2 separate regions of the Homo sapiens genome follow, and region 2 is linked to region 1. A link is an interaction called in ENCODE POLR2A ChIA-PET data of the cell type or tissue named here. Cell type or tissue: OCI-LY7. All regions are shown on one strand. Each heading gives the region's core, and the rest is flanking DNA. Links, peaks and the distances in the headings are about the cores only. Region 1 holds the start of LOC105376229 (a long non-coding RNA gene). Region 2 overlaps TMEM268 (transmembrane protein 268).

Region 1 (16,225 bases), core at 8,250-12,249:
TTGACAAGGAAACTCAGTTATGTTTATTGCATACAGCATTTTAAGACAACAACCAGAAAAATGACTAACAGTATCACATTAGGACCATCAAACATTTATAAATTTTACATAATTTTTAGATCTTTCACATCAATAACATAGCCATATAAATATAACTTAGAGAAGACTTAGTGTCACTTTGTTATTTGATCCCATCTGTGCCTCCAACGCTTCTCATACAACTCAATACATCAAACAAGCCTAATTAGTTTAACAGCTCTACAAGCTGAAAAATACATTGTTTGAGGCTCTCCAGGAGCCCAACTAGAAAATCTCAAAGATAATTCTAGGTTGAAAAGACTTCATTTAGAACTCTGATATTGAGAAAGCTGGCCAAATATGTCAAAAAGTATAAAACATTTAATTAAAACAGAATTGCAGATCATAGTGAAATAATAGTTGTTCACTTAACAAGAGTGACTGAAGATTTCAAGGTCTGAGGGTGGCACATCTCACACACGAGTGTGAACACTCAGTCATCATCCTTATGAACTACAAAAGGATCGTGACTGAAGATTTTAAAAGTAAGCTGAGCATGATGGTGTGCACCTGTAGTCCCAGCAACTTGGAAGAATGAGGTGGGAGGATCCCTTAAGTGTAGAAGTCTCAGGCCAGACTGGACAACATAGTGAGACCCTATCTTAAAGAATAAAAATTCCAAAGGCAAATGCAGAAAGTTGCATGTATGTTTTATTAAAAAAAAAAAAAGGCTAAAGACTCAGTTTTCCTAAGTAATCAAAAACCTGGCCGGGTGCAGCAGCTCACGCCTGTAATCCCAGCACTTTGGGAGGCTGAGGTGGGTGGATCACGAGGTCAAGAGATCAAGACCATCCTGGCCGACATGGTGAAACCCCGTCTCTACTAAAAATACAAAAATTAGCCGGGTGTGGTGGCACACACCTGTAGTCCCAGCTACTCGGGAGGCTGATGCAGGAGAATCGTCTGAACCCGGTAGGTGGAGGTTGCAGTGAGCCAAGATCACGCCACCGCACCCCAGCCTGGCAACAGAGCTAGACTCTGTCTCAAAAACAACAACAACGACAACAACAAAAAACCAATAAAGACAGCATGAAGCACAGGAAATTACCTTGATAAAACACAGAATCTTTGTTTCCTAGACCAATTACCAAAAAATAAATACTCCTGCAGTGTAATTGCTTCTTATAGGAAGTCCTTTTAGATAATCTGAAAATCTAACCTAATGAAAAGGTACTTGAATTCAAATTGACACTGGATGAGTGTGTGTCCAAGGTTATGAGTATACACTATATTATAGAAGAAGTAAACAAAAAAAATAAGTACCTTGAGCAGGGAAACATATGGCTCTTAGAAAAAGTGAAAGCACATTAAGTTTCCTTGTTACATGGAATAATTCAGACATTTCAAGAAAAGCCAACAGCACAGAATCAAGTTATTCTTGGAGGAAAACATTGCTTTTCTAGACCTTTAAGACAAACATATCAGCATTAGGCCTCAACAGCAGAGTTAGAACCAGAGAAAATAAATGCAGAAGCTTACCAAAATGTCAAGGGAGTGAGTCATTAAGTTGATTAAGAAAAAAAAAAAGTGTGGCCGGGTACGGTGGTTCATGCCTGTAATTCCAGCACTTTGGGAGGCCGAGGCAGGTGGATCACGAGGTCAGGAGTTCGAGACCAGCCTGGCCAACACAGTGAAACCCCGTCTCTGTTAAAAATACAAAAATTAGCCGGGTGTGGTGTCATGCACCTGTAGTCCCAGCTACTCGGGAGGCTGAGGCAGGAGAATCGCTTGAACCCAGGAGGCGGAGGTTGCAGTGAGCCAAGACCATGCCATTACACTTCAGCCTGGGTGACGGAGTGAGAATCCGTCTCAAAAAAAAAAAAAAAAAGTGTGCCTTCTTAAGGGGAGAAGGAGGAAGAGCAGAAGGCAATGGTGTATGACCTGCAAATCATGTGCAATGAGGTGCAGCAGAAGTTGAGCTTCTGAGACATAAATCTGAAAATCTTCAAGAGAAAGACTCTATTTTGAGAAAGTAACTTACTAATTTAAAAGATAGCATTCTAAACCTAGAATTAGGGAAATTAAACAGAAACCATAAAACAGGAAGAGGTTATAGTTCAGAAGATGGTAAAAAATTTAAAGAATCAGATTTCAGGGTTTTTGTTTGTTTGTTTTTTTAGAGATAGGGTCTTATTATGTTGCCCAGGCTGGAGTACAGTGGTACCATCATAGCTCACTGCAGACTCAAACTCCTGAGCTCAACTGATCCTCCCACCTCAGCCTCCTGAGAAGGTTGGGGGGTGGGGGAGGAACTAAAAGTGTGCACCATCATACCTGGCTAATTTTTAATTTTTTTTGGTAGAGATTGGGGTCTCATGATATTGTCTAAGCTGGTCTCAAACTCATGGCCTCAAGCAATCCTCCTGCCTCGGCCTCCCAAAGCACCAGGATTACAGGTGTGAGTCACCACATCCAGCCAGATTTCAGAATTAAAAACCAAAACCTGTGGTAATTTTTTTTTTAACTAAGAGCAATGATACTCCAGGAAACCCTTGCTGCTTTAAACATAGAGAACTAGTTTTGGGTTTTGTATCAGTATATTCAATTTTCAGAAAAATTTATAAACAATTTCCTTCTAAATTTAGCCAACTTGATTACATACAAAATTTATTTCATAAGATTCATGTTTCACAAACCTTTTGCAAGTTGCTCAAACCTCTTATGGCTTGCTTAGGCCTAATTTTGTTTTAGACTTTCTTTTTTAATATTGGAACAAATAATTATTCTACCTTAGGACAAAAATTTGCTTTTCTTTTTCTTTATCATTTTTACCACACAAGATTCTTTCTCATACAAAGTTATGTATCTTTTTCATCTTTCTTACCAAAGATACCTTCTCATATTTATAATTTTCTTTGCATGTCTCTTCCTACTTATTGATTTCTTTGCCTTGTTTTTATTTTCTTCTTAAATCTATATTTTGAAACCACCTTTAAATAATGTCTGAATTAGATATAATTATTATTTTTAAATTAAAAACATATATTCATGTTCTTTTTTAAAACAATTTTTTACTGGCTAGGTGCAGTGGCTCACATCTATAATCCCAACACTTTGGGAGGCTGAGGCAGGAGAACTGCTTGAGCTCAGGAGTTTGAGACTAGCCTGAGTAACATAGCAAGACTCCATCACTACAAAAAAAAAATTTAAACAATATTAAAGTAGCCTTATTCATCAAAGAATTACACAAAGATAATTTTGCTTTTAAGGCTGGATTTGTGGGTCTATGACCTTAGAACATCTAGCGGAGACAAATATAGAACTTTCTGACCAGTAAACTCAGGCAAAAATTTATGCTAAGAATTCTGAAGACATTTTTATTTTTATTTTACCAACAATTTTTTTTTTCTTTTCTTTTTTGAGGTGGAGTTTCACTCTGTCACCAAGGCTTGAGTGCAATAGCACGATCTCAGCTCACCGCAACCTTCACCTCCCAGGTTCAAGTGATTCTCCTGCCTCAGCCACCTGAGTAGCTGGGATCACAGGTGTGTGCCACCATGCCCAGCTAATTTTTGTATTTTTAGTAGAGTTGGGGTTTCACTATGTTGACCAGGCTGGTCTCAAACTCCTGACCTCAAGTGATCTGCCCACCTCGGCCTCCCATAGTGCTGGGATTACAGGTGTGAGCCACCATGTCCAGCCTATTTTACCAACAATTTTAAGATTAGTTTACTTACAAAAGATTTACCCACCAGGCGTGGTGGCTCACGCCTGTAATCTCAGCACTTTGGGAGGCTGAAGCAGGCGGATCACGAGATCAGGAGTTCGAGACCAGCTTGGCCAACATGGTGAAACCCTGTCTCTACTAAAAATACAAAAAATAAGCCAGGAGTGGTGGCGCATGCCTGTAATCCCAGCTACTCGGGAGGCTGAGGCAGGAGAATCACTTGAACCCAGGAGACGGAGGTTGTGGTGAGCAAAGATTGTGCCACTGCACTCCAGCCTGGGTGACAGAGCAAGACTCCATATCAGAAAAAAAAAAAAAGTATAGATTTATGTTCATGTGAACTTAAAAGCATTTGTGTTAATTACTATATTTCTAATAAATTACTTTTTAAGCACTTAATTATTTTCCTTCAAGCCAATTAGAGATCTCTGTAAATTTAAAATAATATACATAAAATATGTAGACACAAAAACGTAAAAACATATAGATGAAGAAAAACAAAAAAATTATAGTTTTTACTTTAAAATTCTAATCATCACACAGTAAAACAGTAATAAACTTGTCAGCTTATAAAAATACAGTTGGATCCAAATTATATCCCTAACAAAATGGGACAAGTTAGGGTCATGTTCATATGGCTAAACTTGAAAATTTTTATTTGTCCTGAGATGTAATATTATGAAGGCTGTGAACCAAATTTTGGGCAGTTTCCATAGCACTTTGGTTTTAAAAAGGCTTTTTTTTTTTAACCTTCTCCCCCCCTTTTTTCAGTTTCAAATGAGTTGTTCTAGTGAACTCTTGGATGTTTATATTTCATTTAGGGGTTGGAGGAAAAATGAAAAGCTCCAAGCAGCCTTTAGTGAAAGATTTATCTTGGCTGGGCGCGGTGGCTCACGCCTGTAATCCCAGCACTTTGGGAGGCAGAGGCAGACGGATCACAAGGTCAGGAGATCAAGACCATCCTGTGAATGGTGAAACCCCGTCTCTACTAAAAATACAAAAAATTAGCCGGGCGTGGTGGCGGGCGCCTGTAGTCCCAGCTACTCGGGAGGCTGAGGCGGGAGAATGGCGTGGACCCGGGAGGCGGAGCTTGCAGTGAGCCGAGATTGCGCCACTGCGCTCCAGCCTGGGCGACAGAGCGAGACTCCGTCTCAAAAAAAAAAAAAAAAAAAGATTTATCTTAATACAAGTGAAAAAATTAGCAGATTCAGAATAAACAACAACAACAAAAGTACATAGAGCGATCAGAAGCCTCTTCATGCATCCAACGTTTAGACTGCTTAACTCTGTAGTTGAGGTTTTCTGAGAAAAACAAGTTTAGAAAATTCAAATAATTCCCATAATGGCCATAAATTATCCTTGGTATAGATTGCCCATCAGTTTAAAAATGTGCATGAGATTAGGCCATCAATTTTGAATATCTTTCCAGCTGGAATGCCATCCCAGAAAGTCTGGCATGCCTAGAATTTTGAGAATCCTGTCCAATTTTTTATTAATCTTTTGAGAGCAGAAGAAACCCCTATAAGCCCTGCTGGGAATGTCAGGGGCTTGGACCCGTGTTTTTTTTTTTTTACAGTGTACCTGGCACAGAATACTTTTTTTATACCTGGCAGATGGCCTTTATCCGAAGTTGTCCAACCTGTGACCAAGTTTTTCCTAGTCACATGGCAATTTTCTTGAGACTGGCAGGCACCCCAGTAATAATCATACCTGTTTATCTTAACATGGGAGACTTTTTCTTCAGGGACAAGAGTCCCTCATAGATGGTGGCAACTACCCTAGTGGCTTTTATTTTTTATTATTTTGAGACGGAGTTTCGCTCATGTTGCCCAGGCTGAAGTGCAACGGCACGATCTCGGCTCACTGCAACCTTCATTTCCTGGGTTCAAACGATTCTCCTGTCTCAGCCTCCCGAGTAGCTGGGATTACAGGCATGCACCACCACACCTGGCTAATATCGTATTTTTAGTAGAGATGGGGTTTTGCCATGTTGGCCAGGCTGGTCTTGAACTCCTGATCAGGTGATCTGCCCGCCTCGGCCTCGCAAAGCGCTGGGATTACAGGCCTGAGTCACCACGCCCAGCCCCTAGTGGCTTTTCATTGGCCCACCTGTGCCCACCACTTAGAATGTTTATTTTTTGCCCTCAGAAAATGTTCAGAAACAAGCAGGGAAAAATAAAAGAACCCCCAAATCATTTGCAGATACACGTAACCAATCCAAAATGATATCAAAGTAAGACAGCCTCAAAAATTTTAAGCCAGGTGTGTGGACCACAGGAAATATTATATCAGGCATGCAGAAAAAAACAAAAGAGAATTCACCGGAAAAGGGGTGCCTCACAGAGAGAACATAAATTCTGTACAAACCAGACTTTGCTCTGTGATGATGCTATCCTCATAGGACGTGCTTGCCAGAAAAGACAAAAGCCTTTTATAGTCCCAAGAAGGATGCAAGGTCATTTATTAAGGAGGTCTTGGCCGGGCGCAGTGGCTCATGCCTATAATCCCAGTACTTTGGGAGGCTGAGGCGGGTGGATCCCTTGAGGTCAGGAGTTCGAGACCAGTCTGACAAACATGGTGAAACCCCATCTCTACTAAAAATACAAAATTAACCAGGAATGGTGGCGCATGCCTGTAATGCCAGCTACTTGGTTGGCTGAGGCAGGAAAATCGCTTGAGCCTGGGAGGTACAGGTTGCAGTAAGCTGAGATCGTGCCATTGCACTTCAGCCTGGGGAACAAGAATGAAAGTCCATCTCAAAAAAAAAAAAAAAAAAGGCCTTATTACCAGACCAGACCCCAAATAAAGTCAAAGAGCTTCTACAAAAAAAGAGGGAGGTTCAGCCTGAGAGAAGACTCACCAGAGGCTGGGCATGGTGGCTCATGCTTGTAATCCCAGCACTTTGGGAGGTTGAGGTGGGTGGATCACTTGAGCCCTGTGGAAACATAGAGAAACCCTGTCTCTACAAAAAAATACAAAAATTAGCCAGTTGTGGCGGTATACACCTGTAGTCCTAGCTACTTGGCAGACTGAATAGGGAGGATGGCTTGAGCCCAAGAGGCAGCAGTTGCAGTGAGCCAAGATTACATTACTCAAGGTGATCTTGACGTAGGTCTCACTTCTAACTCTAAGTCAGGGGTGTCCAATCTTTTTCTCTTCCCTGGGCCACATCGGAAGAAGAAGAATTGTCTTGGGCCACACATGAAATACACTAACACTAACAATAGCTGATAAGGTAAAAAAAAAATTGCAAAAAAATCTTGCAATGTTTTAAGAAAGTTCACGAATTTGTGTTGGGCCACATTCAAAGCTGCATACATGCGTGATGAGAACTCTCCCTTCATGGCCTTCCCCAGCCATATGTTTGGGTTTGACACAAGTAACTCCATTTGGATTCTGAAAACTTTCACACTTCTTTTTGTTTTGAGATGGAGTCTCGCTCCGTTGCCCAGGCTGGAGTGCAATAGCACGATCTTGGCTCACTGCAACCTCTGCCCCCCAGGTTCAAGCGATTCTCCTGCCTCAGCTTCCCAAGTAGCTGGGATTACAAGCGCCTGCCACCACACCCGGCTAAATTTTGTATTTTTAGTAGAATCGAGGTTTCGCTATGCTGGCCAGGCTGGTCAAACTCCCGATCTCAGGCGATCTGCCCGCCTCAGCCTCCAAAAGTGCTGGGATTAGAGGTGTGAGCCACCGTGCCCGACCTAACTTTCACACTTCTTATAGTAAAAGAAGAAAAAAAACTCTGCTCACATCATTTTTTACTTCTGACACCAAATGTGTGTGGGGTTTTCCTTCACTTTAAACAATTTAACAGCTCTCTGGCCACCATCTGGGTGTCTTACAATACAGTTATGACGCTATCCACCTAGAGTCAGACCTTAACCACAGGTTAAGGTCTCAGTCCCAGCAGACTGTCCCCTACTTCAGATATCAGTTGAAAGTAGTGAGTTCCCAAGTTACTCACTCCTCTGTCCAACGTGGCTACAACGTTTCACCAACTTCACCAACTTGGAAGCTCTCTGAACCTTTTGTTTTTTATTTATTATTTATTATTATTATTTTTTTTTTGAGATGGAGTCTTGCTCTGTCACCCAGGCTGGAGTGCAGTGGCGTGATCTCGGCTCACTGCAACCTCTGCCTCCTGGGTTCAAGCGATTGATTCTTTAGCCTCAGCCTCCCGAGTAGCTGGGACTACAGGTGTGCACCACCATGCCTGGCTAATTTTTATATTTTTAGTAGAGATGGGGTTTCACCATATTGGCCAGGCTGGTCTTGAACTCCTGACCTCGTGATCTGCCTCGGCCTCCCAAAGTGCTGGGATTACAGGAGTGAGCCTCCGTGCCCGGCCTGATGCCATTTCAAACAAGGACCTTTTCATTGATGTTTAGTATGAGAGATTCTTGGGACCTGAGATCTTTTTTTTTTTTTTTAAATCCAGAGTTTGCTAATCCAGACTTCACACAACCTACCCCGGAAGTTGTAGATGAAGTAATTCAGGATTGTCCTGTGAATGTCAGACATCTTCCCTGCAAGAATATTGTCCTCTCTGGTGGTTCAACTATGTTCAGGTACTTTGAATATTGCTTATGAGAGATTTGAACTCTAAGATGCCAGGAATTAAGTGAGGAATTGAGTAGCAGTAGATTGAGGCCAAAACCTATTGATACACAAATCACTACACAACACATGTAGCAATACAGTCTGATTTGGAGGATACATGCTGGCGTCTATGAGTACGCCATGCCAAAAAGGATTATGAAGAAACTGGACCTAGCATTTCTCATCACAATCCAGTGTTTGGAGTCCTGTCATAAAACTGACCTCATAGTTATTGGGGTTAGAGAGGTGGGGAAGAGATCAGCTTTCTGATTACCTGTTTTTTCTGGATGGCTGGTTTTGAGGTTTTATACCTGGCTGGAGGCTGGGTGCAGTGGCTCAGGCCTGTAATCCCAGCACTTTGGGAGGCTGAGGCAGGTGTATCACCTGAGGTCAGGAGTTCGAGACCTGGCCAACATGGCGAAACCTCATCTCTACTAAAAATACAAAAATTAGCCAGGCGTGATGGCGCACACCTGTAATCCCAGCTACTCTGGAGGCTGAGGCAGGAGAATTGCTTGAACCTGGGAGACAGAGGTTGCGGTGAGCCGAGATCATGCCACTGCACTCCAGCCTGGGCAATGAGTGAGACTCCGTCTCAAGAAAAAAAACAAACAAAAAAAACTGGCTGGAAACAGTAAGATTAAACATGATCATACAGGCGTATTTTTGTAAGTATACCACCATGCAGATGTAGAAGACAGCGAAAATGATTAAGTGTATTTCTTCAGACAGAATATTTGAATTTTATGTGTAACAAAAAAAAAGTGGGTTTTAGTTCTTTCTGAGCCTTGATATTTTTAAGGAATTGTTTAAGATTTGATGGGTTTTTTTTTTTTTTGGTGTGTAGATAGTTCCATGATGCTTGAATTGCACACACCTCTACATGTGCAATGCAAAAGCTTGTTTATATTTCATACTGTTTATACTTTGAGAAAAAAATTAAAAGAAAACCTGTGATATTTGAAGGGGGGAAGTGACCAAGTAAAGGATAAATTTTTAAAAATAGACTTATGAGGGCCAGATGCGGTGGCTCATGCCTGTAACCCCAGCACTTTGGGAGGCCGAGGTGGGCAAATCACGAAGTCAAGAGATCGAGACCAGCCTGATCAACATGGTGAAACCCCGTCTCTACTAAAAATATAAAAATTAGGTGGGCATGGTGGCGGGCACTTGCAATCCCAGCTACTCGGGAGGCTGAGGCAGGAGAATTGTTTGAACCTGGGAAGCAGAGGTTGCAGCGAGCCAAGATTGCTCCACTGCACTCCAGCCTGGGTGACAGAGAGAGACTGCCTCAAAAAAAAAAAAAAGAGACAAAATGCATAGGAAAATTAAGGATAAGATTTTATTAAGGCTATTGCAATAGGGAGAGCCATCTAGATGTGAAGATCAAAGTATTCTGGCAAAGTAGCTTTGCCTTAGACCTTTATAGTTAGGAATGGGCAAGTCACAGTTGCATAAGGAACAGTTAGAATGGTTTTGCAATCAGGGGAAGTCTCTACCAGCTGAACAGAAAATGTTTACTTTTGTCTCTAGTTTCAGGGGGACAGGCAATTCTAATCTTAATTGCTCATGAAAAAAGGAACTCGAAGTTGAAGGGTCTGCATTTGACCTTGTCACAAATACCTGGAAGTCATCTGTGAATCCTATAGAAGGGAGTCTTATCTAAATTAGTGGAGCCTGGAGCAGTGGCTCACACCTGTAATCCCAGCACTTTGGTAGTTCCAAGGTGGGCAAATCACCTGAGGTCAGGAGTTTGAGACCAGCTTGGCCAGCATGGTGAAACCACATCTCTACTAAAAATACAAAAATTAGCTGGGCATGGTGGCACACACCTGTAATCCCAGCTATTCAGAAGGCTGAGGCAGGAGAATCGCTTCAACCCAGGAAGCAGAGGTTGCAGGTTGCAGCCAGCCGAGATCGCTCCACTGCACTCCAGGCTGGGTGACAAGAGTGAAACTCCATCTCAAAAAAAAAAAAAAAAAAAAAGAGAGACCTCCATCTCTACAAAAAATTAAAAAGTTAGCCAGGTGTCCCAGCTACTTGGGGGCAGAGGTGGGAGGATTACTTGATCCTGGGAGGTAGAGCCTACAGTGAGCTATGAATGCACCACTGCACTCCAGCCTGGGCAACAAAGTGAGACCCTGTCTCAAAACAAAAACAAAAACAAAAAACAAACATAGAAGAAAAAGAAATAATTAATTAATTAATTAATGGGAGGAGCCAGTGGTTCTTACAGGTAAGCAATTTCCAGGAACACAAAAGGATGAGGGGAGTGTGAAAAACAAAAGGTTGGGAGATGTCTTAACTCTTGCCGTTTTCCAGGAGCATAGGGCTTAGGTAAAGTTCAACGTTGTTAATCTCATGAAAAAAGTGTGAAAATTAAACAAAAAGGGGCACACACACATAGGCTCTGGCTCCCTGCATCGGAGATGCCAGAAAGAGCAATCTCTTAAAAGGCATTCCTGCCATTCTCCTGCTGCCCTCCCATTGCTTGCTTGCTTGCTTGATTTATTTACTTTATTTATTTATTTGTTTATGATGGAGCCTCACTCTGTTGCCCAGTCTGGAGTGCGTGGCACTATCTTGGCTCACTGCAACCTCCACCTCTCGGGTTCAAGCAATTCTCCTGCCTTGGCTTCCTAAGCAGCTGGGATTACAGGCGCCTGCCACCATACCCAGCTAATTTTTGTATTTTTAGTAGAGACATATTTCATCATATTGGCCAGGCTGGTCTCACCTCCTGACTTCAGGTATCTGCCCACCTCAGCCTCCCAAAGTGTTGTGATTAGCAGTGTGAGCCACTGCACCTGGCCCCCATTGCTTTGAGATAAAGGCCAAAGTCCTTAGCAAGGCCTCCAGGCCCCACTGAGCTGGCCCCTGCCTACTTCTCCGGCCTCACCTCAGGGCCTTCTTCCCCTCTGTCTGTGCACTCCAGCTTCACTGCTCTTTCTGGAACACTCCATTCTCTCTTTTGCCTCAGGGCTTTTACTCAAGTTGTTCTTTCTGCCTCAAAAGCTCTCCAACCCTCCTAACCTCAAACCCTACCCCAATGTGGACACCTCAAGCTTGGTTAGTTACCTCTTCCTCATTCTTCAGTCTATATTGTCACCTGAAGAGTGATGAGGGTCACAAATTTCGAAGGCAGGGTTCTATTTCTCATAAAGGGTTGCAGCCTGCAAGTTGGGCCATTCTTTTTTTTTCTTTTTGTGACGGAGTTTCGTGCTTGTTGCCCAGGCTGGAGTGCAGTGGGGCAATGGGGCGATCTCAGCTCACTGCAACCTGTGCCTCCCAGGTTCAAGCGATTCTCCTGCCTCAGCCTCCCCAGTAGCTGGGATTACAGGCACCCGCCACCACGCCTGGCTAATTTTTGTATTTTTAGTAGAGACGAAGTTTCACCATGTTGGCCAGGCTGGTCTCGAACTCCTAACCTCAGGTGATCCACAAGGTGGCCATTCTGACAGGTTGGGAAGCATAGCCTGTGACAGAAGATGGGGAACAGGAGCTTCAAGAATGGGAAGTGTAGAGGCCGGTGCAGTGGCTCACGCCTGTAATCCCAGCACTTTGGGAGGCTGAGGCGGGTGGATCACGGGGTCAAGAGATCGAGACCCTCCTGGCCAACATGGTGAAACGCTGTCTCTATTAAAAAATACAAAAATTAGCTGGGCATAGTGGTGCATGCCTGTAGTCCCAGCTACTCAAGAGGCTGAGGCAGGAGAATCGCTTGAATCCAGGAGGCAGAGGTTGCAGTGAGCTGAGATCATACCATTGCATGCCAGCCTGGTGACAGACCGTGACTCTGTCTTCAAAAAAAAAAAGAATGGGAAGTGTAAAACAGAAATTTATGCTGAGCTGGTTGGCTGAGTATACATACGCAGTAAGCTATAGAAGGACTCATGAATATTTATGAAACAAGAAACATGCACATGTACAATTGAACTTCATGCCTCTTCATGGGTTGCATGTTCCAAAAACTGCGACATTAGCATGATCTGAGGGAGGTGTTTTCAGCCCTCTGATGTCAAAAGGTGAAGCAGAGGACACAGAGCTCACTGTCCCTCACTGCAGCCTCTATACCCTGCCCAGAACTGCTCTATGGTTGGTGACCTCTTAACAGGAAGGAGTGCTGGTCAGTTGCTGTGTGGAAACTGCAAAAGAGACGGGGAGTCTGGTCACGGCCTCAGGTGATTGACTAGAGGTGATAAAGGAATGAATTCTTTGTTTCTTGTTTCCTTTTTTTCTGTATTAATGTTATTTTTAAAATTTTTCTGTAGAGACAGGATCTCACTATGTTGCCCAGGCTGGTCATGAACTCCTGAGCTCAAGCAATCCTCCCAGCTAAGCCTCCCAAAGTGCTGAGATTACAGGTGTGAGCCACCACGCCTCATCTGTTTCTTGTTTTCTAGAGCTGCTCTCTGCTTATTCCTTAGGAAAGAATTCTGGCTGAGGTTAGTAAGGAAGGGGCCTCCTGAGGTGTGTCTGACCTCCTGTCCCAACATGACTGGGAGCTCAGCATTTAAAGATTTTCTGGGATCCGGTTGGCCAAGAGGGGGCCCATTCAGTTGGCTGGGAGGTTTAGGATTTTATTTTTATTTCTCATGATCAAGTTACTTTGTTAAAAAACCCTTGGATATCAAAATTCTGTTTTCTAGAGTAGCATCAACAGAAATATAATGCATACCACATGAGTAGTAATAAATTTTCCTGTTGGGCACATTTTTAAAAGTAAAGAGAAAAAGTAAAATAGATTTTTTTTGTTTTAACAATGTTTTATTTTTAATTGTAGTAAAATATAATATAAAAGTTATCATCCTGACCATTTTTAAGTGTACAGTTCAGTAACATTAACTGCATTCATATAGTTGTGGGATTAAACTCCAGAACATTTTCATCTTACAGAACAGAAACTGTCTACATATTAAACAACCCCTGATTCCTTTCTTCCCTACTCCCCCATCACCCGCCTTGCTCCTGGCAACCACCATTCTACTTTCTGTCTCTATAAGTTTGACAATGCTAGGAACCTCTTATAAATGGATTAATACAGTATTTGTCCTTTTGTGACTGGCTCATTTCACTTAGCAGAATGTTCTATTGTATGCATATATGTATATATATGTAGCTATCGAGCGCTTGAAATATAATAAATATTATTATATACATATATTGTGTTTAAATGTTAAATATATTATTTACATAATATAAATATAATATTAAACAATATCTGTAATAATTTTTTTTTTTTTGAGACAGAGTCCTGCTCTGTCACCCAGGCTGGAGTGCAGTGGCACCATCTCAGCTCACTGTAACCTCCGCCTCCCGGGTTCAAGTGATTCTCTTGCCTCAGCCTCCTGAGTAGCTAGGATTACAGGCGCACACCACCATGCCCGGCTAATTTTTTTATATTTTCAGTAGAGATGGGGTTTTGCCATGTTGGCCAGGCTGGTCTCAAATGCCTGACCTCAGGTGATCCGCCTGCTTTGGCCTCCCAAAGTGCTGGGTTTACAGGCATGAGTCACTGCACCCAACCTAAGAGTTTAAATATCTTAAATTTAAATATCTTTAAATATCCTAAATAAATTAAACACTTCATTCCATAAAATAGAATAAGTGTTCCAATGAGCCGAGCAGAGTCTCCTGACCTCGTGATCCACCCACCTCGGACTTCCAAAGTGCTGGGATTACAGGTGTGAGCCACCGCGCCTGGCGGATTGGTCATTTCAAAGTTCTCCTCTGCAAGGCAGGCACAAGGAAACAGAACTATAGAGAAATAAGTGATTGTTTTTTAAATTTCCTTTTCCTGTTTTTTTTTTAATTTAAAAACAATTTTTAGACTTCTACTTTTTATTTTATTTTTTTAGAGAGACAGAGTTTTGCTCTGTTGCTCAGGCTAGAGTGCAAGACTGGAGGCAAGACTGGGCTAAAATCCAGCCCATACTGTGACCATTTGGCCCAGAAGGTGCATCTTTTTAAATTTTTTTTTTTTTGAGACGGAGTCTTGCTCTGTCGCCCAGGCTGGAGGCCAGTGGCGCGATCTCGGCTCACTGCAAGCTCCGCCTACCAGGTTCACGCCATTCTCCTGCCTCAGCCTCCCGAGTAGCTGGGACTACAGGTGCCCGCCACCACGTCTGGCTAATTTTTTCTATTTTTAGTAGAGATGGGATTTCACTGTGTTAGCTAGGATGGTCTCGATCTCCTGACCTCGTGATCCATTTTAATTTTTTAATTTTAAAAAATTTTTGAGACAGAATCTTGCTCTGTCACCCAGGCTGGGGCACAGTGGCATTATTTCCGCTCACCGCAACCTCCGCCTCCCAGATTGAAGTGATTCTCGTGCCTCAGCCTCCCAAGTAGCTGGGATTGCAGGTGTGCACCACCACACCTGGCTAATTTTTGTATTTTTAGTAGAGATGTGTTTTGCCATGTTGGCCAGGCTGGTCTCAAATTCCTGAGCTCAAGCGATCCTCTTGCCTCGTCCTCCCAAAGTGCTGGGATTGCAAGTGTGAGCCACCACACCCAGCCACAATTACCTCTTGAAGCCACTTGCTACATAGTCTCTAGATCAACTGATGCCAAGTAGTCACCAAATGCCATATGCTGGATGCCATATCCCATACCCTATAGCTCAACGATGTCTAGCTGTTATAGTAGCTAGTCAGGCACACATGAGAAGACTAGACTGCAGTGGCTCGATCATATGGTAAACTATATATATACATAGCCATTCTTTTGGTCTAAGCTTCTGTACTAGGCCCCAGCAGACCAGACTAAAAATCAAAATGGAATCACTCAGGCTGAGGTTTCCATGCCACCAAACCAAAACTAATTTGTTATCTGACCTTCCCATAAATCAAGAGAGAGATAACAGCCTAACTTCCTGAACAGGCCAGTTTCAATTGGCATGATAATGAAGTTCTCTCTGCTTTAATCCTTAACAAAAAAGTAAACTGAGGTAAACTGATGTTAACCAATCACTTGGTTGGGCATGGTGGCTCATGCCTGTATCCCAGCACTTTGGGAGGCCAAGGCAGGTAGATCCCTTGTGTCCAGGAGTTTGAGACCAGCCTGGGCAATATGACAAAAGTACGTCTCTACAAAAAATACAAAAATTAGCTGGGTGTGGTGGTGCACACCTGTAGTTCCAGCTAATCAGGAAGTTAAGGTGGGAAGATGGCTTAAGCCCAGGTGGTCAAAGCTGCAGTGAGCCAAGATCACGCCACTTGTCACACCTAGTGCCAGGGAAAGGCAGTCTCCCAGTAGTTAGAAAAACCAGATACTAGTGATGAACAGCCTTCCAAGTTGGGTGAGTGGGCTCAGACATTCACACTAAGAGGCAAAATGGCAGAGTTTAACTGGTATATGACCTTCTAAGAGTATTTGACTAAGGGAAGAATGCCTCAAGTGAGCATGCATATAACTCCCGTAAACACGCTGCGCACGCAGCCCCTCTGAAATGCTGGCAGGCCACTGTACATGCGGACAGCCCACTCCAAGGGAAGAAGAATCAGGAGAGAAGTAATGCAAGACCCCAGAAAAATGCCAACATATAAAACCTCAAGTCAAAGGTCAAACTACACATTTGATCTCTCAAGTCACCCACTTGGCCCTCTTCCAAGTGGACTTTCCTTCCTTTCATTCCCACTCTAAAGCTTTTTAATAAACTTTCACTCCTGCTCTAAAACTTGCCTCAGTCTCTCACTTTGCCTTATGCCCCTGGGTCAAATTCTTTCTTCTGATGAGGCAAGAATTGAGGTTGCTGCAGAACCCTACAGATTCACTGATTCACCGCTACTAACATAGCCAGTTGCTAACCAATGTCATCTCTGTAAACCAGTGAGAATTCCTGTCAAACAACTTTGCATCAGCCCACTTCTTGCTTTT
Region 2 (16,225 bases), core at 5,964-9,963, 64 kb after region 1:
ATAATCCCAGTACTTTGGGAGGCTCAGGTGGGAGGATCACTTGGGCCCAGGAGTTTGAGACCAGGCTAGGCAACATTGTGAGACTCTGTCTCTACAAAAAATAAAATCAGCGGGGTGTGGTGGCACATGCCCATAGTCCTGGGAGGCTGAGGTGGGAGGATTGCTTGAGCCTAGGAGTTCAAGGCTGCAGTGAGCTCTGATGGCAACATTATACTCCAGCCTGCCTCAAAAAAAAAAAAAAAAAAAAAAAAGATTGGCTGGTTTGTAAAGGCAGGCAAGTCCTGGCACATTGCTAGGACACATGAGAAGTTCCAAGTTCCTACAAATATTTGCGGCTAATATGGCACAGTGAAAACACAATGATTTAAGTTCACTGTCATCCTCACTGTGATATTATCAGCTGACATGTGTTAAGTGTTCAATTCTTTCAATTATTCTACATGGATTAACTCATTTCATCCTTATTATACTCCTCTGAGGTAGGGGCATTATTATCTCCATTTGGGGGTAAGGAGATGGAGGCACAGAGATGTTTAGTAATTTGCCCAAGGTTATATGGGCAGTGAGAGGTACGTTAGGAATTGAACTATTGGTGATACAGATTTCTAGAAGGAAGAAATCCACATCAAATCCAAATCCACATCCAAATCTTCTTACTACAGATCTAGGCAAAACAAAATATAATTATTCCTCAATTTTCATAGTAGAGGCATTCCTGGAAAATTCAGTGTACATTAAACTCATGCAAACAATCACGTTAAGTGGCTGGGCGTGATGGCTCATGTCTGTAATCCCAGCACTTTGGGAGGCTGAGGTGGGAGAATTGCTTGAACCTAGGAGTTTGAGACCAGCCTGGGCAACATAGTGAGACTCGATCTCTACAAAAAATTTAAAAGTTAGCTGAGTGTGGTGGCATGCATGTGTGGTCCCAGCTGCTTGGGAGGCTGAGGTAGGAAGATCTGAGCTCAGGAGGTCAAGCCTGCAGTGAGCTGTGATCGTACCACTGCATTCCAACCTGGGTGACAGAGCGAGACTAGGTCTCCAAAAAAAAAAAAAAAAAAATCACTTTAGGTATAAATGTAAACTGGAGTTAGGTTGGCTGACCAGAGAATTCTAAGTAGATTTTTTTTTATCTGCATGTATGCTCAGTGGGACATTTGGAATCCAGGCAGCCCAGGGGACAGTCTTGAACATGCAGAATGGTTTCTAATAGGACATGTCTTTCAGTGGAAGGCATGGGTTCAGAACCCCTGGCCCTCATCCACTAAGTGCCAGCACTGTCCATCCCATCCCTGTGACAACCAAAGGGTCCTCCTTGCATTTCCAAAATCTCCCTTACAGGGTGCTGCCCCTTTTGAGAACTATTATTCTTGATCAGGCTGCTCTCTTCTAACTGAGTCTGAAAGTCCTCTTGTGCTTACTTCCCCAAACCAGCATTTGGGGTCCTCTTGTCCCTCCTCTTCTCCCCCACCTGTTTAGCATCCACTCTCCCAGCTGAATGCGTGGCGTCCATTGGTTTGGGTAGGAGAGCAGGAGGCTGATTCCCAGAGCCCCACCTGAGGGCCAGGCGCTGTGTTAGGTACTTTAAAGTAGGTGCTTTCTAGATGGAGTGAGTGCTTCACTTACACAACAGATTTGATGTGTCAGCTCAAACAGATCAAACCCATTTGATCTCCCATCTTCCGCAAATATCTTATGAACCTTGACAGAGTCCCAGGCCCTGGGTTAAGTACTTTACACACAATCTCAGTGAAATCTCACTCCATTCCTAGGAGGCAGACACATTCTTTTATTCTACAACTGAAGAAAATAAGGTTCAGGGAAGGGACATACCTTGTCCAGGGCCATATAGCTAGGAAGCAGCAGAGCTGGGCTTTATCCCAGGGCTGTCTGACACTATTGAATTTACTGTTCCAACTATCCCCCATCTCATTTTATTTTTCTTCCCTTATTTTTAAGAGATAGAGTCTCACTCTGTCACCTAGGCTGGAGTGCAGTGGCACAATCATAGCTTACTATAACCTCACACTCCTGGGCTCAAGTGATCCTCTCGCCTCACCCTCCCAAGTAGTTGGGACTACAGGTGGATGCTAACATGCCTAGTTAATTTTTTTTTTTTTTTTTGAGACAGAGTCTCACTCTGTTGCCCAGGCTGGAGTGCAGTGGCGTGATCTCTGTGCACTGCAACCTCTGCCTCCTGGGTTCAAGCAATTCTCCTGTCTCAGCCTCCCGAGTAGCTGGGACTACAGGTGTGTGTCACCACGCCCAGCTAATTTTTGTATTATTAGTAGAGAAGGGGTTTCACCATGTTGGCCAGGCTGGTCTCGAACTCCTGACCTTGTGATCCACCTGCCTCGGCCTCCCAAAGTGCTGGGATTACAGGCGTGAACCACCGCGCCTGGCCCCACGTAGTTAATTTTTAAACAATTTTTTATAGAGACGGCATCTCGCTACATTGTCCAGGCTGGCCTCAAACCCCTGGCTTCAAGAAATTCTCCTGCCTTAGTCTCTCAAAACACTGGGATTACAGGCATGAGTCACTGTGACTGCCTCCACCCCCGACCATTTAATAGGGGAGGAAATGGGACAGTCCTGAGGGTGGGGATTGTCCCTTGGCATCTGGGGGTGGGATGGTGTGTTTCTACTGCCCAGAGCCTGGGAGCTCCCCAGTAGCATGGAGGTCTGGTGATGGGCCTGGCGTTTGTCTTACAGGCCAACACCAACACGGACCTGAGGCTGGCAGCTGCCAATGGAGCCCTCCTGAGACACCGGGTGCTGCTGGGGGTGACAGACACAGTGGAAGGATGCCAGAGTGTGATTCAGGTGCTGTGTCTCATAGTTACCTCTTCCTGATGGCCCAGTTTTATGTTGGGCTAATGGAGAGCAGTGGCCTCATGTTCTCCCAGCCTACACAGTGTTTGCAGTAGTCTGCTAATGAGATGGCTGTTGGCAGCCCTTTCCTTCCTCCCTGCCCTGGTGTTTCTTCCTCAAGACACCTTCTCTGTGCAGTAACCAGTGGCCTGGAACCTCCACGTGGCAGGGCTGGAAGGGAAGCACAGATAATGTCCACACCTTGCTGCTCACCTGGCATTTATTCAGCAGACGGAGCCTCCTCTGTGCTGTGCCCTCGGTTGGACACTGGCGACATTGAGGGGCCCATGCAAGGTCCCTGTCCTGGCAGAGGATGACAGGCATACAGTGAGACAGTCAACAGTAGCCTCTCTGGCCTTATAGCAAACGGACAGCCCCCAACAAGGCTGAGAGGCAAGGTACACAGGGTCCCTTTGAAGGGCTGCATGGAGCTCACCATGGCTGGGGCTATACCAGAGTGACACAGCGGGGAGAGATGAGGCCGGAGAGGCAGGTCAGATGCTGAAGGCCTTGTTTGCCTGGCTTGGTCATTCTCTTTGCCCCGAAGGTTGGGGGGAGATCTGAAAGTGACTAGTATGGCGTGGCAGGGTGGGTCAGAACACAGTTAGGCCAGATCTCCTGATCCTGGCTGAACTCTCCTGTTCCTCCATCCATGCCTGATCTGCCCAGTGGAATTGCAAAACCTCCTTGGCACCACATCTGCATTCTCACCAGTCATGGCCCCTTGCCTGGTGGGAGCCCAGAGGTAGGTGTGCACGGGGGACCTGGGAAGAGGCTCCTCATGCACCTGCCTCAGTTCCTCCACGAATGTTTATTGAGAGCCTATTGTGTACCAGGCACTGTCCCAGGGATTGAGGCTGCAGCAGAGAACACATGCAGGTCCCTATGTTTGTGGAGCCTATCACACCCAAGATGGTGTAGGTATAAGATGATCTTGCCTATCATTGGAGTGAAGCAGATGACATCACAAGATTCTCGGCAGTTCAAGTGTGACATTGTAGACTGGGAGCTCCTGGAATGTGGGGGTCCTTTTTAGCCTCGTTTATCTTTGAATCTCCTTTATCCGTTGGCACGTAGGAGTGGCTTGACATGTGTTAGATGAATGCACGGATGGATAGATGACTAAAGAATGGGCTGGGCGTGGTGGCTCACATCTGTAATCCCAGCACTTTGGGAGGCTGAGGCGGATGGATTGCCTGAGCTCAGGAGTTCGAAACCAGCCTGGGCAACGTGGTGAAACCCCGTCTCTACTAAAAATATAAAAAAATTAGCAGGGCGTGGCAGTGTGCGCCTGTAGTCCCAGCTACTTGGGAGGCTGAGGCAGGAGAATCACTTGAACCCGGGAGGCAGAGGTTGCAGTGAGCTGAGATTGTGCCATTGCACTCCACACTCCAGCCTGGGCAACAGAGCGAGACTCCATCTCAAAAAAAAAAAATAAAAACAAAACAAAACAAAAAAGAGACACATCAGGTGGGCTCAGTGGCTCACCCCTATAATCCTAGCACTTTGGGAGGCTGAGGCAGGTGGATTGCTTGAATCTAAGAGTTCAACACCAGCAGCCTGGGCAACATGGCAAACTCTGTTTCTACAAAGAGTACAAAAACTAGCTGGGCATGGTGTCGCATGCCTGTAGTCCCAGCTACTTGGAAGGCTGAGGTGGGAGGATCACCTGAGCGCGGGATGTCAAGGCTGCAGTGAGCTGTGATCGCGCCACTGCGCTCCAGCCTGGGTGCCAGAGTGAGACCCTGTCTCAAAAAAAAAAGAATGGACACATCTTTTTAGACAACTTGAGTCTTTCAGTTTCTAAATAGTATCTTGGGATGAGGTGATACACTATCTGGCATGTCCTTCAGATTCACTGGGGGGTGCAGTGGAGGTTGGGGTGTTGGGGACGGGTACCGAGTGAGGATGGAGATGAACCAAGAGTGGCCATGAGGTGACCTAACAGTTGCAGCGGGAGGATGGGTTGCTGTCATCTACTTCTGAATATGCTAGGAAATTTTCATAGTAAAAAGCTTTAAAGGAACCATTTGAGAAATCCTCCCTTGTGGGTATGACATTGGGAGACTAGTTGGCAAGAAGGCTGTGACTTTGGGTCTCATGGGTCAGTCAGTGGGAGGAAGGAGGTCTGGGAACCAGAGGAGGTGGCCAGTGGATGGGAGTTTGGGGCAAGGGCCACCAGTTTCTCCAAGAACTTCAATTAGGATGTGTGGCAGCTGTGGTCTTGACAGGTTGTCGTAATGTGAATGTGGAAGATTTCAGCCTGGTTAAATTTAGCTTGGCCGGCCCCTGGGGTGGAAGGGGAGGCACAGGTGGGGTACGGACTTCTCACCCTGCTTCTGTCCCCACAGGCAACCAGGTTGATTACCTCAGACCTGGTTGTGGGCCACAGGTGTCAGCTCTGAAGGGTTTCACTCATTTGCATGTTCACGCCCCGCCCATTGAGGATGAAGGTAGCCTCAGGTGGACAGGTGATGTCCAGGAGGGTTCGGAGTCTGTCTGGGATGCTCAGCAGCTTGTGGGAAATGGGGCCGCAGCCATTTTGAACAGGGTTTAACTTTTTCTTTTCTTTTCTTTTCTTTCTTTTCTTTTCAGACAGAGTCTTTCTCTGTCACCCAGGCTGGAGTGCAGTGGTGTGATCTTGGCTTACTGCAACCTTCACCTCCCAGGTTCAAGTGATTCTTGTGCCTCAGGCTCCTGAGTAGCTGGGATTACAGGTGTCCACCACCACACCCAGCTAATTTTTTGTATTTTTTGTAGAGATGGGTTTCACCATGTTGGCCAGGCTGGTCTTGAACTCCTGGCCTCAAGTGATCTGCCTGCCTCGGCCTCCCACAGTGCTGGGATTACAGGTGTGAGCCACTGCATCTGGCCTAGGGTTTGACCTTTTCTAAACGTGCACACAAAGCCATTTTTCTACCAACCATACAAATGAGACATTGTCATGGTGCCAAATGGCACCTTCCTGCCAGACAGCAGGCTAAATAGGACTGTCTCAGGGAGGAAGAGTTCAGGGTTGGGCTGCCCTTGAGCCACGGTGGTCACTGCTGCTTCTCCCCACAGCTTTGGTTTGTCTACTTCGACCTGGAGAACTGTGTGCAGTTTTTGTCTGATCATGTTCAAGAAATGAAGACTAGCCAAGAGGTAAGATATCTTCAGTGAAAAAACAAAACAAAAACCAGGAGGCCAAGTTGTATCGATTTCATTATCTTAAGGGTGGGAAAATGTCTGAGAAAAAGTTACTTGGAAGAATACCTACGAGCAATCAGTGGTTGTTTTGCCTAGGGAATTATGGCTGCTTTTCTGCTTCTTTTTAATGCCTCGCTTCTTCTACATTTCCTATGGTGAGCATATATTTCTTCTTTTTTTTTTTTTTTTTTTCCTGAGACAGAGTTTCACTCAGTTGCCCAGACTGGAGTGCAGTAGAGTGATCTCTGCTCACTGCAGCCTTCGCTTCGTGGGTTCAAGCGATTCTCCTGCCTCAGCCTCCGGAGTAGCTGGAATTACAGGTGCCTGCCATCACACCTGGCTAATTTGTTGTATTTTTAGTAGAGACGGGGTTTCACCATGTTGGCCAGGCTAGTCTTAAACTCCTGACCTCAGGTGATCCGTCTGCCTTGGCCTCCCAAAGTGCTGGGATTACAGGTGTGAGCCACCACGCCCGGCCATATATTTCTTTATAATTATAATATTAATAAATTTTGGTGGATTCCAAAGTATCATGCATTGAGGCAACTTTTACTTGTTCACAGTGCCTTTCTACCGTTTATTAAGAAAATCAGAGGGATCTTGCTCTGCTTCTACAGAGGAGGAAACAGGCTCCGGGATGACCTGTTACCGGCCTGTGGTCATGGAGCTGGCTGGTGATGCCCAGGTTTGGAGGCCAGGCCTCCTGTCTCCAAGCCCTGGGCTCCTTCTCTAGGATTAGCCTTTTCTGAGCCCCGGCTGCAGTGAGTCTTGAAGTCAGAGTTGTGACTTAGCCCTGAATTTGGCTCATTAGTTCCTGTGTGGCCTCAGGCAGGGCCTTTGAGTCTCAGTTTATTCATTTGCAACATATGGATAAAGATACCCACATCCCAGGCTGCTTTGAGCAAGTGAGAGCATGAGAGGAAAAATATTTGTTTGTTTGTTTTGAGGCAGAGTCTTGCTGTGTCACCCAGGCTGGAGTGCAGTGGCGCCATCTTGACACACTGCAACCTCTGCCTCCCAGGTTCAAGCGATTCTCATGCCTCAGCCTCCTGAGTAGCTGGGACTACAGGTGCGTGCCACCACACCAGGCTAATTTTTGTATTTTTAGTGGTGACTGGGTTTCACCATATTGGCCAGGCCGGTCTTGAACTCCTAGTCTCAAGTGATCCCTCTGCCTTGGCCTCCCAAAGTGCTGGGATTACAGGCATGAGCCACCATGCCTGGTTATAAAAGGAAAAATATTTAGAGCTATTAATGACCATCTGTAGGGAATTATGTAATATCCCGAATGCGACCAGCTTTTTCTGAGGTCATCATCTGAGTCTGAGACCTCATCTTCTGCTCGGTCTGCAGCTTGGGGAGGGACTCAGCCTCGCAGATACCACCTGATTTAGGCACTCCTGAGCCCCTTCTCTGTTTCCTTTGCAGTCCTTGCTGAGAAGCAGATTGAGCCAGTTGTGTGTTGTCATGGAGACTGGGGTGAGCCCTGCAACAGCGGAGGGGCCTGAGAACTTGGAGGATGCTCCTCTCCTGCCCGGCAATTCTTGTCCTAACGAGAGGCCACTCATGCAGACTGAGCTTCATCAGCTTGTTCCTGAGGCTGAGCCGGAGGTAACAGGCACTGGGGCTTGTTGGGGCCATCTTCCCTCGGGGGAATTTGCATAGAGAAAGCCTATGTGGGGGCTTCTTAGATTCCCCAAGACATGCTTCTCTCAGTTAGTAGACACCACACAAATCTAGCTCAGGAGTTTTCAATCTTTTCATTCTTCACCCTAGCACTTAAAAAGATAGTTAACAGGAAGCATTTTATATTTATTGGGACTTTTTGTTGCATTATTTAATATCTTGGATATTCTTTTTGATGGTTGCATTGGATGGGTAGTTGCATGTTGATAGATTATAGCTTACTTAACCATGAACATACTGATGAACATTTGGGTCTCAGTCAATCAATTATTTATTCATCTATCCAACCATTCATCCATCTACTTTAATTGCAGTTAGACAGTTGACTCTTCTTTGAATTTTTTTTTGTTTAGAACAGGGTCTCACTCCCGTCACCCAGGCTGGGGTGCAGTGGTGTGATCACTGCTCATTATGGCCTCAACTTCCCAGGTTCAAGCAATCCTCCCACCTTAGTCTCCTGAGTAGTTGGGACTGTAGGCATGTGCCACCACACCTGGCTAATTTTTTGTATTTTTATTAGAGGCAGGGTTTTGCCATGTTGCCCAGGCTGGTCTCCAACTCCTGGGCTCAAGAGATCTACCCACCTCAACCTCCCACTTCTTTGCATTTCTGTTGAATTTCAGTTCCTGCAGCCCCAGAGTTCTGTTGGGTCCTGCCATCCACACTGTCTCTTGGCTATGGCTAAGCACTGGCAGACCAGAATTCTGAAAATGTGCAGCTTGTGCTTACCTTCTTCTCATGATGAGGACAGACCCACTGTCAGGGAGACAAGCAGTGATGGTGACCTCAGGTGACATTTGAAACTTCAGAAGAGCACTTATATCTTTTCAGCCAAGAGATTTGGGGATTCAAGGTCCAAACCAGTCCAGGCTTACTCTTTTGTGCTGGTGGGCAGTAGGAAGCCTGCAAGTAGTACTATTTAAAAGAGAAAATGACAGGAACATGCGGTGGCTCGTGCCTGTAATCCCAGCACTTTGGGAGGCTGAGGCGCGAGGATCATTTGAGTCCAGGAGTTCAAGTTGATCCTTCCGCCTCAGCCTCCCAAAGTCCTAGGATTACAGGCATGAGCCACCATGCCCGGCCTCTATTAAAATCTTTTATCTTTTTATATTAATTTTTAAATTTTTATTTAGAGACGGGGTTTTACCATGTTGCCAAGGCTTGTCTTGAACTCCTGAGCTCAAGCGATCCACCCGCTTCATCCTCCCAAAGTGTTAGGATCACAGGTGTGAGCACTGTGCCCTGCCAAAATATTAAAAAAAAAAAAGAGAGAAATGATAACTGTATTAACCTCTTCACTTTATCCTATTGACTTTTTTTTTTTTTAAAGAGAAGAGATTGATAAGGTTGTGTACTTTCTTGTGACATGCGTGTGTGGGTTTTTGTGCAATAGCCCTTTAAATATGGGTCTTTTAAGTGATTATTTTTAGATTTACTCAAACCAATAGTAATATAATTTCCTATCATGAGTATCAAGTGTGTGCACATGTTTTTAAAGTAGCTGCCCTTATAATTTAGTTAATGAAAATATAATCGATGCCCAAGTCTCAACCTGGGCCAGATGGTCACATTTCAGTAGGAACCTAGTGTCTGTAAAAGATGGAAAGATAGCGATAATGACCTCTTACATTTTTACAGATTTTTCTCATGCATAAAATTCATTAGCATACTCTTCGAGGTATGAATTATTTTCCCTTTTTCCTTGGTGGGTGAAATAAGGTTCCAAGAGGTCAGCTGACTGGCCCAAGGTTGCCAGAAAGGGAGAGTGCAGTAAGCCCATGGCAGAAGCCAGCCCTGCTGATTCTAAGTAGGCCAGTGTTCTTGCTACAGTTCCTTGCTTCTTACATTATTGATTTTAGAGTAAACTGGCGAGAAGACCAATCTGAGTTAGTGAGTGGTAAACTATTTGAAGTGTTTTATATTTTCTAGCACAAAGGATAACTTGAAACAAAAGCTAATCTTATGAACCATGTGGGGTTTCTGCTTTTTTGAGTGATAATGATGGAAAGATATTGATGCCATTTGTGGAGCACTAGGCACTGGGCTCAATGCTTTCTGTCTATTAGTCTCTCTCTCTCTCTTTTTTTTTTTCGAGAGGGAGTTTTGCTCTTTTGCCCAGGCTAGAGTGAAGTGGTGTGATCTCCGCTCACTGCAAACTCCATCTCCCAGGTTCAAGCAATCCTCCTGCCTCAGCCTCCCAAGTAGCTAGGATTACAGGCGTCTGCCATGATGGCTGGCTAATTTTTGTATTTTTAGTAGAGATGGGTTTTCACCATGTTGGCCAGGCTGGTCTTGAACTCTTGACCTCAGATGATCCACCTGCCTCGGCCTCCCAAAGTGCTAGGATTACAGGTGTGAGCCACCGCGCCCGGCCTCTATTAGTCTCTTTAATCCTCACTGTAACTTAGAGGGGTCAGTGCCACTATTTTCCTTATTCTACCAATGAAGAAATGGGCTCAGTAATGTGAAGTGACTGCTCTGGGTTAGTCATAGAGTGGCTGAGTTGAAACTCCCTCTTGGCCTTTTTGACTTTAAAGCCTATCCTTAATTACTAACTCTACAGACATACCTAGCGTAACCCACACTTCATTTCATTACATTCAGAGTGGACACAAGTATTGCAAAAGAGCTTCAACCCCATGCTTAAGGAAGTTAAGCATTTCCCCTGAGATCCCATCTTCTAGACCAGTGAATGGATCTTTACAGACCAACTGTGTTAATAAGAATGTGCATTAAGGCCTAGCGCCGTGGCTCACGCCTGTAATCCCAACACTGTAGGGAGGCCAAGGCAGGAGCCCAGGAGTTCAAGACCAGCCTGAGCAACATAGTAAGATCACATGTCTTTTTTTTTTGAAACGGAGTTTTGCTCTTTTTGCCCAGGCTGGAGTGCAATGGCGCCATCTTGGCTCACTGCAACCTCTGCCTCCGGGTTCAAGTGATTCTCCTGCCTCAACCTCCCAAATAGCTGGGATTACAGGCATGTGCCACCACACCTGGCTAAATTTTTTTTGTGTTTTTAGTAGAGACGGGGTTTCACCATGTTGACAGGCTGGTCTTGAACTCCTGACCTCAAGTAATCTCTCCTGCCTTGGCCTCTCAAAGTGCTGGGATTACAGGCATGAGCCACTGTACCCGGCTGTACTGTGTCTTTAAAAAAGAAAAAAAAAAGTACATTACATTCAATTTTTTAATCCTTTTTTACTTAAAATTGTTTTATTGTGGCAAATATACATAATATAAAATGTACCATCTTAACCATTTTAAGTATATAGTTCAGCAGCATGAGGTACATTCACATCGTTATGCAACCATCACCATCAGCCATCTGCAGAATGTTTTCCTCTTCCCAAATTGAAGCTCTGTGCTCATTAAACACTAACTTCCCCTTCCCTCCTTCCTCCCCACCCTCAACCCCTAGAAACCACCATTTTACTTTCTCTCCCTGTGAACTGATTACTCTAGGTGCCTCCTATTAGTGGAATCATACAGTACATGTCCTTTTGTGATAAACCTAATTTTTATAAGCAATCTCTTTTTTCCCTTTTTTATGTTTTTCTTTCTTTTTTTTTACTGTCAGTGATCATATTTAAATGTAAGCAGTTTCTTTTAATATGTTAGGAGTACTTGTGTAAAGAAATCTACCAGGTACCTTGTATGAATTAACTAATTCTGCTATAATGGGAATATTCCTCTCCCCACCTCCACATTTAACTAGTAATTTTCTTCAAGTGAGTCACTTTGATCTCATGTACTTTACAGACTCATAGACATTTGAAAGTGGAAAAAATGTATTTGTGGCTGGCTAGGTTTACTTTCTTTTTATATTTTTAAAATATATTTTTAATTTTAATTTTATTTTTGTAGAGACAGAGTCTCGCTCTGTTGCCCAGGCTGGTCTCAAACTCCTGACCTCAAGTGATCTTCCTACCTCGGCCTCCCAAAGTGCTGGGATTACAGGTTTGAACAACCATGCCTGGCCAGCTAGGCTTAAAAAATTAGATAATTAGAAATTTGGTAATTTCTCTAGGGCTTCGAGGTTGCATATTTTTTTTGTGCGTATTATTATTGCCATTCAGCAGTTAGTTACTCACCTTGGCAACGAGGACATTGAGGCTGCAGGAGCCCCACAGGCCATGAGTTGCAGAACTGGGCTTCTGGACCAGGCTGGCATCTTCTGAGAGTCCTAGGTGCTGACCTGGCCTGGTTCTTCCTAGAGAGCATCACTGCTGGGTCCAGGGGCAAGAAAGCAGCATGTCCTTCCCCTGGTGCCTAAGCCCTTTTTCCTCAAGGGGCTCCCCTGTGGTATTCAATCTGCTTCCCTGCCTCTTCTAGGAAATGGCCCGCCAGCTGCTGGCAGTGTTTGGCGGCTACTACATCCGGCTTCTAGTGACCTCCCAGCTCCCTCAGGCAATGGGGACACGACACACGAACTCTCCGAGAATTCCATGCCCCTGCCAGCTCATAGAAGCCTACATCCTAGGCACAGGGTGCTGCCCGTTCCTGGCGAGGTGACCTAGGGATGAAGGTACTCATCTTCCTTCAAGACTGAGCAGTCAGGAAGGCTTCAGGAGCCCAAGATGGCCAATGGGGAGCCCCAGGTGAGGAGAGAAGCATCTGGGGGCACTCCAAAAGGGGCCTGTGATGTCAGCCACTGGGGTGTTGTGCTCACTTCAGGGCCCAGCACAAAAATCCTTGTTTGACATCTCATGCTGACCCCCTGGCCTTTGCAGAAGCTGATGGTTACAGAGCTAGTCCCACCAAAGCTACTCTCTCTGCTGCTTAGAACTGTGGACACGTATGGAAAGACTGGACCCCCATTGCTTTCATTGTTCAGAGAACCCAGGAGACATGAAGATGACCAGACTGGGCAAATTATGTGTCCAAAACTTGGCCTCAGATGATGTTTCCATCTCCAACCCCTTCATGCCAGATGGGGAAACTGAGGCTCAGAGAGGATACTGCTCTATGTGGCATTGCCTTGAACCCCTAAAATTATCAGACTTCCTTTTTCCAATATAAAGAAAAAAAGTAAGTTTTCAGAATTCTCTCAATTTTTAAGTTTTTCTCCCCCATATTTTGTGAAAAGCAGTGGTATGTGTACGTGTTGTCTACCAGTACACAGGCTGCAGAAGACAGAGACAGAAGAAAGAGATCAAGGGCAGATAACTGTTGATAGGAATATTTGAGAAAGATTGATCCTGTTTGACTTGAGGACTTATTTTGTTCACAGGCATGCACGCTTGTGGTTGTGGTTTTATATTACAGATGTAGAACAATGGTTATGTTTCCCGACATGAACATTGTCCTGGAATGAAGTGTGATCAGCCACTTGTGGAATTCTTTGAAGAGCTCAGAGGCTTCCAAGTGATCTGCTCCTGAACAAGTTTGAAGACCTATTGTTTCATAGACCCAAGACCAAACGCATCTAAAGGATCCCCAGCCCCCAAGACCTAGCCTTTGTCTGCGATTTTGGCTTCATCTCCCACAAAACCCCTTTATGAGTTCACGCTCTTTCCTGGACTGACATACCTATTCCTTTCCATTTGTTGGACTCCTATTCATGCTTCAAAGTCCAGCTTTCTTAAGCCCTTCTTTAGGAAGCCTTCCCACACAGCCAACCCTGCTGCTCTCTGCCTCCTTTAAATTCTTGATACAGCTGCTGCTTGTTCTGATGTTTTATGGTATTGATTCTGTTTTCCTGTGTATATGCCAGTTTTTCTAGCTAGACTGTAAACTCCTTAAGGACAGAGACTACACCTTGTACTTTTTGTGCATGACCTGGACCTGCTAAGGAAAAAAAAATCTTGTGGATTGATTGCTTTGCCATCCCCACAGCAGCTTTTGCAAATTGCTTTCCAAACTCACTTGAATGATGACATTGCTGTGGACCTGGGTTCTGGACCTGATCTGCCACTTCAAGCTGTGTAATTTTTGGCAAGTTGCTTTCTTTGCCTGGTCCTCAGTTTGCCCATCAATATAATGGGTGGATTGGATGATTTTTTTTTTTTTAATTGAGATGGAGTCTTGCACTGTCACCCAGGCTGGAGTGCAGTGGCGCGATCTTGGCTCACTGCAACCCCCGCCACCTAGGTTCAAGTGATTCTCATGCCTCAGCCTCCCAAGTAGCTGGGACTACAGGTGTGCACCACTACTCCTGGATATTTTTTTGTGTTTTTAGTAGAGATGGGGTTTCGCCATGTTGGCCAAGCTGGTCTTGAACTCCTGACCTCAGGTGATCCACCCGCCTCGGGCTCCCAAAGTGCTGGGATTACAGACGTGAGGCACCACAACCAGCCTGGATGATTCTTAAGGGCCCTTCTAGGACCAAAGTTCTGGGAATTTCTAGCTTATTCTGCCCCCTCATAGCCCTTGGCCTATCTATCTTTATCCACATGCAGAAACATCTGGCAACCCCACATGGCTGAGATGACCTGGTCCTAGGACACCCTTGGACAGAAGACTGGCCTACCTAGCAGACCTGGATTTTTCTTCCTGATCTGCTGCTTCCAAGTTGTGTGACCTTGGCTAAGTCACTTAACCTTTCTGATTGTCATTTCGCTTTTTAATAAAGTGGGTCTGGTGAACAAGAAATGTAATAAACACGTGGCTTGCCATTCAAGAGATGAGTCTGACCATTCACTTTCTGTGTGCCAGAGAAGAGAGATCATGGGTATAGACCAGCCCCTGGAAAGGCTGCTTTGGTCAAGGCTGAGAGCAGCTTTGCTCAAGGAAATTATTCACGAAGGTGACCACTGTCTTTCTGACCTGGCACAGAGGAAATGTTGGCTGTGAATGTGACCAATAGAAAGAAGCCCGTATTTCTCAGTCAGTCCTAGAACCCCGGTAAGTAATTAACAGAGAATAAAAATGTGTTTGTTAAATGACAAAGCAGCAGTTTTTCAATTGTAAGGTCTGCTTGAGAGCCTTTGATGTGTGTTTCTTTTCCTGACTTTTCCTTTCTTTAGAATTTTTGATGGTCTCACCTGGTGGGTGGGGCTTTCAGGGTATGCCCACAATGTACATTTCTCGGCATCTGTGCCTCAGTTTCCTCATTTATAAAATCCCTATGATCTCTGTCTCACCTACTTTACAGGGTTGCTGTGAAGATCGCATACTACACACAGGAATGCTCATCAGTTTTTAAATTTTATTTAATTTTTATTTATTTTTTTTTAAATGTAATTTTTTCAGAGAGATAAGGTCTTGCTATGTTACCCAGCCTAGTCTTGAACTCCTGGCCTCAAGTGATCCTCCTGCCTTGGCCTCCCATGCTGCTGGGATTACAGGTGTGAACTACCATGCCCAGCCAGCTCCTAAGTCTTAAGGCTCTGTGTTAGTGATAGATGTGGCCATGGTGTAGGCAGTGCAATGTCTTCGAGTGAGAGTGAAGGTGGTAACTCATTGCATGGATTCTAGAGTTCTGTTTATTCTAATCCAAGTTCTTCCACTTAAAAACAATGTTCTTCCTCTCATTGAGTCTCATTCCTCATCTATAGGATGGGAATAAGAGCATGTACCTGGCAGGTTGTTGTAAGGATTAAATGGTGTAAAAAAATGTCAAGTGCTTGCAACTTTGAATACCAAACTTGAGTGAAAGCTCAATAAATTGTTACTTAAAAAATTTTTTGTCTCGCATATTGTAGATACCTGATGTATATTTTTGTTGATCTAGCAGGTCATTAACCGTTAAGGTTATTCAGTCTGCCTCAGACCTCAGCTATTTCAGTGCCATGGGGTATATTTATGTCAATAAAGATTTTAGTCAAATCTCTGGAATTCAGCATCCAGAGATAATATAGCAAGGAGATAAAGAGCAAGCTGGTGACTTTGGGCCAGATACTCACTCTTACTGTACTTTCTGTACCTAATTTCCTCATGTATTAAGGGGGGAGTGTGATAATAAGGGGGATTAACGGGAGTGATTGATGTGAAGCACAAAGCCTGGTCCACAGTAAGGGCTCAGTCAGTGGGGGCGTTTCTTCTGCAGCTGCTGGCTGCTGTTGGCTCCTAGTTTATGTTATCCTATGTTATCTTATAGTTGAGTGTTTTTACACTTAGGTCTGTGATTCATTTTGAGTTAGTTTTTCTGAAGGTTGTAAGGTCTCCATCTGGATTAATTTTTTGCATATTGTTCCAGCACCATCTGTTGAAAAGACTCTCTTTGCTCCATTGTATTGCCTTTGCTTTTTTTTTTTTTTTTTCAAGGATCAGTTGACTATACTTATGTGGGTCTATTTCTGGGCTCTCTATTTGTTCCATTGATCTATGTGTCTGTTCTTTCCCAATAACACACTGTCTTGATTACTGTAGCTTTATAGTAAGTCTTGAAATTGGGTAGTGTGAGTCCTCCAACTTAGTTCTTCTCTCCCAATGTTGATTTGGCTATTGTGTGTCTTATGCCTTTCCATGTAAACTTTAGAATCAGTTTGTCAATATCCACAAACTAACTCACTGTTTATTTTGATTGGGATTGCATCAA

What was found. ChIA-PET counts read pairs that join two places held together with the same protein. Peaks named below come from ENCODE experiments on the same cell type or tissue, not always from the same donor. Only the 100,000 strongest peaks of a DNase experiment are listed, where the experiment ranks them.
Region 2: POLR2A ChIA-PET joins it to region 1 with 5 read pairs; 13 of 35 experiments call an interaction of 5 or more read pairs at or near these places.

The regions. Positions count from the first base shown.
Region 1 is chr9:114,564,810-114,581,034 of GRCh38, forward strand. It overlaps LOC105376229 (a long non-coding RNA gene), which reads right to left and starts at 1,634. Exons shown (of 3, transcript XR_930260.2): 1 at 1,558-1,634. It overlaps LOC124902352 (small nucleolar RNA U13), which reads right to left and starts at 543; the gene lies at 441-543. In OCI-LY7, for the core only: no CTCF peak of the experiment used is centred there; DNase peaks (open chromatin) are centred at 9,890 and 10,311; H3K27ac peaks cover 476 bases.
Region 2 is chr9:114,631,056-114,647,280 of GRCh38, forward strand. TMEM268 (transmembrane protein 268) reads left to right here. Exons shown (of 9, transcript NM_153045.4): 6 at 2,713-2,823; 7 at 5,935-6,015; 8 at 7,489-7,671; 9 at 12,079-15,367. The coding sequence ends at 12,258. Among named protein-coding and RNA genes, the nearest start is that of TEX53, 19 kb to the right of the region's middle. In OCI-LY7, for the core only: no CTCF peak of the experiment used is centred there; no DNase peak of the experiment used is centred there.